Linked DNA regions of Homo sapiens: regions 2 and 3 are each linked to region 1. Evidence: chromatin contacts called from ENCODE Hi-C or POLR2A ChIA-PET data. All regions are on one chromosome and are shown on one strand. The core of a region is the stretch at or near the end of the contact, and the rest is flanking DNA. Distances in the headings are between cores, read along the strand shown.

Evidence for each region. A loop is a pair of places that touch in the nucleus more often than their neighbours do. ChIA-PET counts read pairs that join two places held with the same protein, here RNA polymerase II (POLR2A). Pooled maps may share reads with other maps.
Region 2: POLR2A ChIA-PET joins it to region 1 with 12 read pairs in MCF 10A. The contact joins the enhancer-like site here to the promoter of PCCA in region 1. A Hi-C loop is called at or near these places in 2 of 168 maps with a recorded cell type or tissue (K562 and heart right ventricle). POLR2A ChIA-PET finds 5 or more read pairs at or near these places in 6 of 52 experiments (Caco-2, IMR-90, MCF 10A and 2 more).
Region 3: a loop to region 1 is called in a map of PC-3, with 2.0 times the contacts of the local background. The contact joins the enhancer-like site here to the promoter of PCCA in region 1. A Hi-C loop is called at or near these places in 4 of 168 maps with a recorded cell type or tissue (IMR-90, PC-3 and naive thymus-derived CD4-positive, alpha-beta T cell), 1 of 37 single-sample maps with no recorded cell type and 13 of 50 pooled maps. POLR2A ChIA-PET finds 5 or more read pairs at or near these places in 2 of 52 experiments (AG04450 and MCF 10A).

The regions. Positions count from the first base shown.
Region 1 is chr13:100,087,759-100,090,530 of GRCh38, reverse strand. It overlaps PCCA (propionyl-CoA carboxylase subunit alpha), which reads right to left and starts at 1,438. Exons shown (of 24, transcript NM_000282.4): 1 at 1,306-1,438. The coding sequence starts at 1,410. It overlaps PCCA-DT (PCCA divergent transcript), which reads left to right and starts at 1,588. Exons shown (of 2, transcript NR_132422.1): 1 at 1,588-1,898. RefSeq lists a silencer at 1,109-1,288 and enhancers at 1,569-1,828, 1,859-1,908.
Region 2 is chr13:100,155,690-100,158,389 of GRCh38, reverse strand. PCCA (propionyl-CoA carboxylase subunit alpha) reads right to left here. Exons shown (of 24, transcript NM_000282.4): 6 at 1,050-1,103. Among named protein-coding and RNA genes, the nearest start is that of PCCA, 68 kb to the right of the region's middle. Within about 2 kb of position 1,434, at least 2 of the 41 ENCODE cell types and tissues checked have a DNase peak (open chromatin) inside an H3K27ac peak, as active enhancers do.
Region 3 is chr13:100,208,836-100,211,642 of GRCh38, reverse strand. PCCA (propionyl-CoA carboxylase subunit alpha) reads right to left here. Exons shown (of 24, transcript NM_000282.4): 7 at 2,180-2,311. Among named protein-coding and RNA genes, the nearest start is that of PCCA, 120 kb to the right of the region's middle. Within about 2 kb of position 1,387, at least 2 of the 41 ENCODE cell types and tissues checked have a DNase peak (open chromatin) inside an H3K27ac peak, as active enhancers do.

The DNA.
Region 1 (2,772 bases), core at 189-2,688:
AATAGCTACAAGGACGAAGCTGACGCCCAAGGAAGAGACCTGTCCAATATACAAAGCCTCATGCGCCTGACCCCAAAGCCCACACTTTACACCATACTAACTTGCCTCCTATGTAAATGCATAAGTCTTACAGCTGCAATTGAAGTGGCCAACACAGATGAACAGAATGATAAAGATTAAAGAACACTAAACTGTATGGGAACACAGAAAACAGTGAAAGTCCGCACGCTGAATTGGACACAAAACAAACATAGGTGCCACTCACTTCCATGTCGATAAGCTCCAGCTCTCATACTGCCCACCTGGGGCTCGGTTCCCTCCTCTTTAAAGAGTAGGATGGGGCAGGTCGTCTCTAAAGTGTCTTCAACGTCTAAAATTAAATGACTATAAATCAAGTTATGTGGCAATGTTTTAATAATTATTTTTTAAAAGGAAGTTTAACAAGCACACTGAACCAGCTGACAGATGGTTTTCAGGGGACCTTCATTTTAAAGAATGTGTTCAAGTGCCTCAACAAACCTTATAAAGTAGGTTAGGTGGTCTGTGCCCCAGAATTAACGACAGACTCGACATTGACTGGAGACAGAGCTCAGAAGCACACACAAGCACTCCAACCTGTTTGTCAATCTGCCATCATGACAGCCTAGGTATACAGAACAGTCATGAAATGTGTTTAGAACAGTGCCAAAATCAGGCTCACCACTATACCGAAAAGGAAAGTAAGTTCACGGGATGCATTTGGTACACAGTAGACTGGGGTGTCATACAATTAAAACAGGCTTTCAAATGAAACGTAAAATCTATTGGCAGTCCTGACATGGTATAATACTTTAAAAGATAAGACAAACTCACAACCCTAACACTACTTAAGCAACAGTTCACAGTGTCCCTTCAAAAATGCTGGAAAGAGGCAACAGAACACGGAAACTATAAGGACACCTAAAAAGACACCCTGGAAAGCTTAAGACAAAGCCAATGCCGCGGGGCCCTGGAAGCAGACCTCGAGCAATATGCCTGCCCAAAGCCATCAGCCGCCTCGGAGGGCGTGCGGGCACCCAACTGCCTCTGCCCTAGGCCTCTCTGCTCCGCAGGATCCCCGCGAGGAACAGCTGCAACGAGGGATGCCTCCTGAGCCCGCTGCCACGCGAACTCCGGGAGGGAGGAAAGCAAGCGGTGTAGCTGATGCGGAACCGGGGCGCGGGGGCAGCCGGACCCAGCCAGCGCTCTCCCGGCGCCAGCCGCCCAGAGGCGGCACGGCTAGAAGCCCAGTGAAGCCCGGACCCGCGAGGCCCCGTTGCTCCTCACCTTCAGGGTCCGCAGCGCCGCGCTCAGCATCAGCTGCTGCGGCGGCCACCGCCCACGCCGTCCGGCAGCGACCAGCGGTGCTGTCCCGACCCAGAACCCCGCCATTGTTGTCCCCGCAGACCGCCCCTCTGCTGACCTCTCACACAGCCGGAGGGGGTGGAGAAGGGGAGCGCAGGAGCTCCGGCAAATCACGAGCCAGAAACCCGATGCCCCGCCCCCTAACTTGCGGAAAGGGGAGGGTGAGTGGTCGGCCAGATCCGCCGGATCCGGGATCCGGGAGTCGCGCTAGGACCTGGAGGGCTAGTCGGCGGGCTGCGCGTCCGGCCGCTAGCTGAGCTGGAGGCCACCGGCCAGAGCCGACCCCAGGAGTGAGAGAGACAGGGGCGTGCGTGAGTTCCGGCGGCCTGCACCGGGCAAACCCCGTACCTTCCCAGCATCGGCTCAGCAACCCACGTGCATCCAGGCCGGTCAATGTCATTGAGTCACCTCCGCGCCTTGGCCACCCTGGAGTCCCGAGAATCCGAAGTTCCAGACAAATGCCCAAACTACATTCCTGCATGTTCGAAAGCGTAAATTGCAAAGCACAAATCCAGGTAAGGTTTTTAACGACTGTAATAACACATAAAAAGTTCTAGGTCTGGAAATCAGAGATCCGAGCTCAAGTCCTACCTCTGGCACTTAATATGTGTGTGTGAAAGAAATTAGCCACAACTAGAGTCAGTCTTTGTTGCTCGCAAGCAGAAACCCTTGTTAGTACAACTACTGGCCAGGCGCAGTGGCTCACGCCTGTAATCCCAGCACTCTGGGAGGCCGAGGCGGGAGGATAACCTGAGGTCAGGAGTTGGAGACCAGCCTGGACAACATGCCGAAACCCCGTCTCTACTAAAAAATACAAAAATTAGCTGGGCGTGGTGGCGCACTCCTGTAATCCCAGTTACTCGGGAGGAGGCTGAGGCAGGAGAATTGCTTGAACCCTGGAGGTGGAGGTTGCAGTGAGCCGGATCATGCCACTACACTCCAGCCTGGGTGACAGAGCAAACTCCGTTTCGAAAAATAAAATAAAAATTAGTACAACTATTAAGGGCCGGGCCGTGTGCTAGAGCCTCAGATTCCCTCTTACTTGAGAGTTTACAAGAACCTTAATGGAGTATATATTATTTCCATTTGGAGAAACTGAAGCTGTAGCAGGGTAAAGTCACTCAGCGAGTAAAAGGTCAAACTAGGGTTTGAACCCAAATCTGGCTGCCTTGAGGGACTGGGCTCATGTTTTGCTATATTATGGAAATTTTAAAATATATACAAAAGAGATAAAATTGTACTATGATCACCCAGATACCCATTACACCGCGTCAATGAATCAACATTTTGTCAATCTTGTTTCATCTATTCCCCTTTTTATTTTGTGCAGGAATATTTTAAAGCAAATCTAAGACATCAGACCACCTCACCTATAAACACATCAGTATT
Region 2 (2,700 bases), core at 185-2,684, 68 kb before region 1:
TAAAGTTATAGATTTTAAGTGGAAATTCCATCTAGAAAATAACAACATTCACAAATAATTTCCAATCCGTGGAAGAACAGAATACGAGTACAGTTATGCTCCACAGAATATTTCAATGAGGCACCACACGTATGACAGTGGTTCCATAGATTCTAATACTGTATTTTTAACTGTATCTTCCCTGTTTACATGTTTAGATACACAAATATCTACCACTGTATTACAACAGCCTACAGGATCCAGTACAGCAACACGTATAGGTTTGTAGCCTAGGAGCAATAGGCTATAACACACTTAGCCTAAGTGTGTGGGAGACTCTACCATGTAGATTTCTGTAAGTAGACTCTGTGATGTTCACACAAGGATGAACTCGCCTAATGATGCATTTCTCAGAATGTATTCACGCTGTTAAGCAACACATGACTGTATGCCACAGAAACAAGTATAACATATTAGAATAAATTAAGATAGTACCTGGCATAATTGATCTAATAACAAACATATGTACAAACATTAATCAAAATCATATTCTAGTACCTAAAAAATAAGGTTTCAGTACCATCTTGAATGAAGTTATAAATATACCTGGAAAAATCAATTTAATAACAAACATACGTTAATTCACCTAGCTGGAAGGGGACATTTAGATCATTAAAAACAACTTCACCCAAAATAGAGGCATTGGTAAGATTTGATATTAAATGCCACAAAATAATTAAATCACTACAATAACTCACTAAACTCCCTAACATATTTACAGTTAAAAATCTGAAGTTTTTAACTTTAATTCAAATATCATGCAGTATATAATAAACCAGGTATCATTCATTCAGTGTAATGGTGATTTTGTAAACTTTTCTGTTTTTATAATTACTCTTCAAATAAACAGTTGAGTTTCAGACTAAAACCACTTCACTTGTCACAATTTTCAAAGAACTGCTGGGTTAATTAAAATTCTATAATCCATCACTACCCACATTTACAAAGCCATGCTACCACACTGCTTTCTGAAAAAGAAATGAACAGTTTCTGGTTCATTACCAACTTACCAAACATCTGGCAAATTCTTTGTTTTCTGAAAGGAATCCATAACCTGGATGTACCTTAGAAATGAAAGCAAAAAGCACTTTCAATTTTATCATATTGCAAAAGCTTTATAAGCAAAATGTACAGTGCATTTATGTATTAATATTTACTGTTCAAGAGCCCTTGAATAAGTACACTTCTCTTATACACTGATCAGTTCTAACTCACATTTCTAGGATCAGAATCAAATTCCAAGAAACTGCCTCTTATATTTACTTTCTCCACACTCCCTTTGTCCTAACTGATTCATTTTCCACACACTACCTTTGTCCTAACCACAATGGGGAGTATATGCCCACATAGCTTCCTGCCCACTGGCATTTGTCTACACTATTCAACAAAACTCTCTCTCCTTTTCCTGAGGCTAACTTTGCCCACAATTCTGGAGAATTTCACAATGGCTGGTGCATCAAAGAATTATGTAAAAGGAACCTTGGCAAAGATGGATGAAAAACTCTAAATTCTCCTTTCTTTACAGTACTCACGAACTGGTAATTTCCAAAACCCAGACTACTAGGACAGCTAACACATTTTATTCCTGATGGCATTAATAATACTCGGCAACTACCAACAAGCCGTTTCTATCAAACTGAACTAAAATGGAGGTGTGGTTTTACTTTTATTTTGTGCTCTGAATTTTTTTTCTTCTAATGTCTACTCTTCTTTCCTTCCTCACCCCAAACTTTGCCATCCACAACTACTTTATACTATCCTCACCCACAAGCCACATTGCTACAATCTACCAGCCTGATCCAATCAAGTAATTTTTGGCTCTCCCAGACTGGCCAAACATAAATTTCGCCACTTCAGTATCAGCCAGTGTTGAACATACTTCTAGTAAAATAATTCTGCTAAAAAGAGAGTCAAATTTCTAAAGGAACCAGTATCATAATCCAGAAATAGCTACGTATCAGCGACTTTTAAATGCTGAACTCGGGCTGGGCACAGTGGCTCCTGCCTGTAATCCCAGCAGTTTAGAAGGCTGAGGCAGGCAGATCACCTGAGGTCAGGAGTTCAAGACCAGCCTGACCAACATGGTGAAACCCCTTCTCTACTAAAAATACAAAATTAGCTGGGCATGGTGGCAGGCACCTGTAATCCCAGCTACTTGGGAGGCTGAGGCAAGAGAATCGCTTGAACCTGGCGGGACAGAGGTTGCAGTGAGCCAAGATCACGCCATCGCACTCTGGCCTGGGCAACAAGAGCGAAACTCCATCTCAAAAAACAAAACAAAAAAAAAGCTGAACTAAGCTTTATGAGCATGGTACAGAAGAATTTAAACTACTGTATCAGAGAAGAAGAGTTTTCATTCCACCAACTTCATTTTATCAACACTCAACTACATATTTATTTTGGCAAGCTATAGTTAAAAGGTTAAAGTGTTTTACCTTCACTAACTGTGCTAATAAACTGTAAACATCTATAATATGGGTTCACGAATTAGGCTTTTTATTTAAACATTCATCTTACTAAAACATTTCTTTCAAAAGAAATGTGAGCGCTAATTGAAGCGCTCCAGGCTTAATTGCTGGTGTTGGATGTTTCCATCCAGTTTTAGAGATAACTTTGCATAGTTTTTAACACTATATATAATTAGTTCTGATAATTAAAAAA
Region 3 (2,807 bases), core at 138-2,637, 120 kb before region 1:
ACCCAGAATAAAACCCCCATTTAAGGAACAAAGATAGGAAGAACAATCGGGAAGGAATCTAAGAATGGCATTCAAAAAAGCCAAAAAACACAAAAACTAGAACTGAGTAATGTGCCAAAAGTGAGTATCTCATGAGAGAAGTATGGACTGACCAAGAGACTCAAATGTTGCTCAAAGATTGATATAAGATCAGAATTCAAAATTACATATTGATTTAACAAAGGGAAGAGGTTGCTGGTAGCTTTGCAAGAGAAATTCAGTAGGAATGAGGAAAGAAGCTAGACGGCAAGAAAAGATTAAGTGAAAGATACAGAAATGAAAGTGAGGAAGGACAATTCTAAGAGCTTTGGCACTGAAAGGGGAAGAGAGAAAGAAGGTGGCAACTAGCTGTAGAGTGATAGGGGTGATGGTGCTTTACGAATGGAAGAAATGTTTGTTTCTTTCCCACTAAACTGTGAGAACTATGATACGCAGATCATGTGTATCTCATCACCACATCCTTCCCACATAACTGAGTGACCAACACATTTGTTCACTGAGCATTTTTAATAGCAATGATAACAAAAGGAGCTAAAAGATGAGGAGAATTTTAAGACACAGAAGAGAGAAAAGATAATCAGTAAAACCATAGCCTGTGAAGGCTATAAAGAATACATTTGGAGCGTAGGAGGAGGAACTGGCTTTCCAGAGGATGTGGAACACCTCTTCCTTGTAACAAGTGGGAAGAAACAACATGGATACACATAGATAAAAGTAAATGCAGGTAAATATGGGCAAGAAGCTGAGGATATTTATTAACTAGGGGGCAAGTTTTCTAATCGTCCTCTAATGCATGAAATGATCTTGCACAATGAAGAACAACCCAACACAGAATGCCAAAAGTAACAATACGAAATGCTGAAATGAAGAGTTCCTGCAGGCTAAGTCAAATCGCAAGGTTAAAACTCTACATGAGGACTCTCTTCTAACTAGAAAAAAACAGAATAATTTCTCATGGGAAAAGGAGAAGTTGCATACTTCAATTTCTGCATTTCTCCCTCAGAAGCCTTCAGCTGCAGAAGGCCCTTGCTAAATGTTTGCAATATACAATTACCTATAGCTATACCACTTTCACCAGAAACATGATCCTAACTTACATATTATGCACATGGAGAGAAGCTCAAGATAAAGATATACAGAGAAACTCTTAATGTTTAACACATGAAACACATACCACTATTAAATGCAGTCCAGAGATCTGACAGTACATTTTTTAATCACCAAATTTTTTCCTATGAAAGTCTGAGTCACTGCTGATTCATTAAATACAATGCTCAAACAGTTTCTCACTCTTTTTAACTTATGCTATTTAAAACAATCCAAGTTGGCCAGGCACAATGGTTCACATCTGTAATCCCAACACTTGGGAAGGCCAAGGCGGGAGAATCACTTCAGCCCAGGAGTTTGAGACCAGCCTGGGCAACACGGTGAGACCCTCATCTCTACAAAATAAAAATAATTAGTCAGGTGTGGTGGTGTGTGTCTGCAGTCCTAGCTACTTGGGAGGCTAAAGAAGGAGGGATTCTTGAGTCATGGCGAGAGGATCATTTGAGCCTAAGAGTTCAAGGTTACAGTGAGCTATGACTGCACCACTGCACTCCAGCCTGGGCAACAGAGTGAGACCTCCATCTCTAAAAATAATAAAATAATCCAGTTAAAAACACTGATTTCTGGCCGGATGCAGTGACTCACGCCTGTAATCCCAGCACCTTGGGAGGATGAAGCAGGCAGATCACCTGGGGTCAGGAGTTCGAGACCAGCCTGGCCAACATGGTGAAACCCTGTCTCTACTAAAAATACAAAAATTAGCTGGGCATGGTGGCAGGCACCTGCAATCCCAGCTACTCGGGAGGCTGAGGCAGGAGAATCGCTTGAACCCAGGAGGCAGAGGTTGCAGTGAACCGAGATTGCATCATTGCACTCCAGCCTGGGCGACAAGAGCAAGACTCCATCTCAAATAAATAAATAAATAAATGTAAAAACACTGATTTTTTAAACATATATACATGTATGTATGTGCGTGCATATGTGTGTGTGTGTGTGTATATCCCAAAAAAGCAATAGTTACATTTTATCTTATACTTTTGACAAAATGTTTAACTTGAAGACATATACAATAAAAGTTAAAGTAGCTTCTCACCTTGACTACTCCATCAAAGCCAGGGATTGTATTAACCTCTGCTTTCTTAGCTAATAATTTGCTTTCAATCTTGTCGCCCATGGCTTGAATAGCATGTGTGTCAGGTCCAATGAAAACGACATCTTCTGCTGCCTGTGGAGAAAAACAAGTCAAAATTTATAACAAGAACATTACGGAGCATGATGTGGAGTCACAATTTTATAAAAGAAAAGCCCATATGTGTATTTTCTAATTATTTTTATTGCAGAAACAACAGTTTTTGAGCCAACACATTAAAATACTATATTGCATATAGTACATGTGTGGATAGATGCATGCAACAAAGTCAAATGAAAACAACCAAAAGCACTGAAGAACTCCTTCTGGGTAAACAGTGTGCCTCGGAAAAGTCACTCTATGACACTGTATTTGTATATAACGTCCTACACCACCTAATCTAGCCAGTAAGGTCACCCGTAAACACCTTATAAATCTCTGTGTTCTCAATAGCCTGCAGCATAATGCCTAGTATAACACAAATATCCATATTTCCTGAATACCAATTCTGTGCCAGGCTCTGAGCTAAACACAGGAGATAACATGGATGAAGACAACAGGATATCAACAATTTCCAGGAAACGTGAACAGA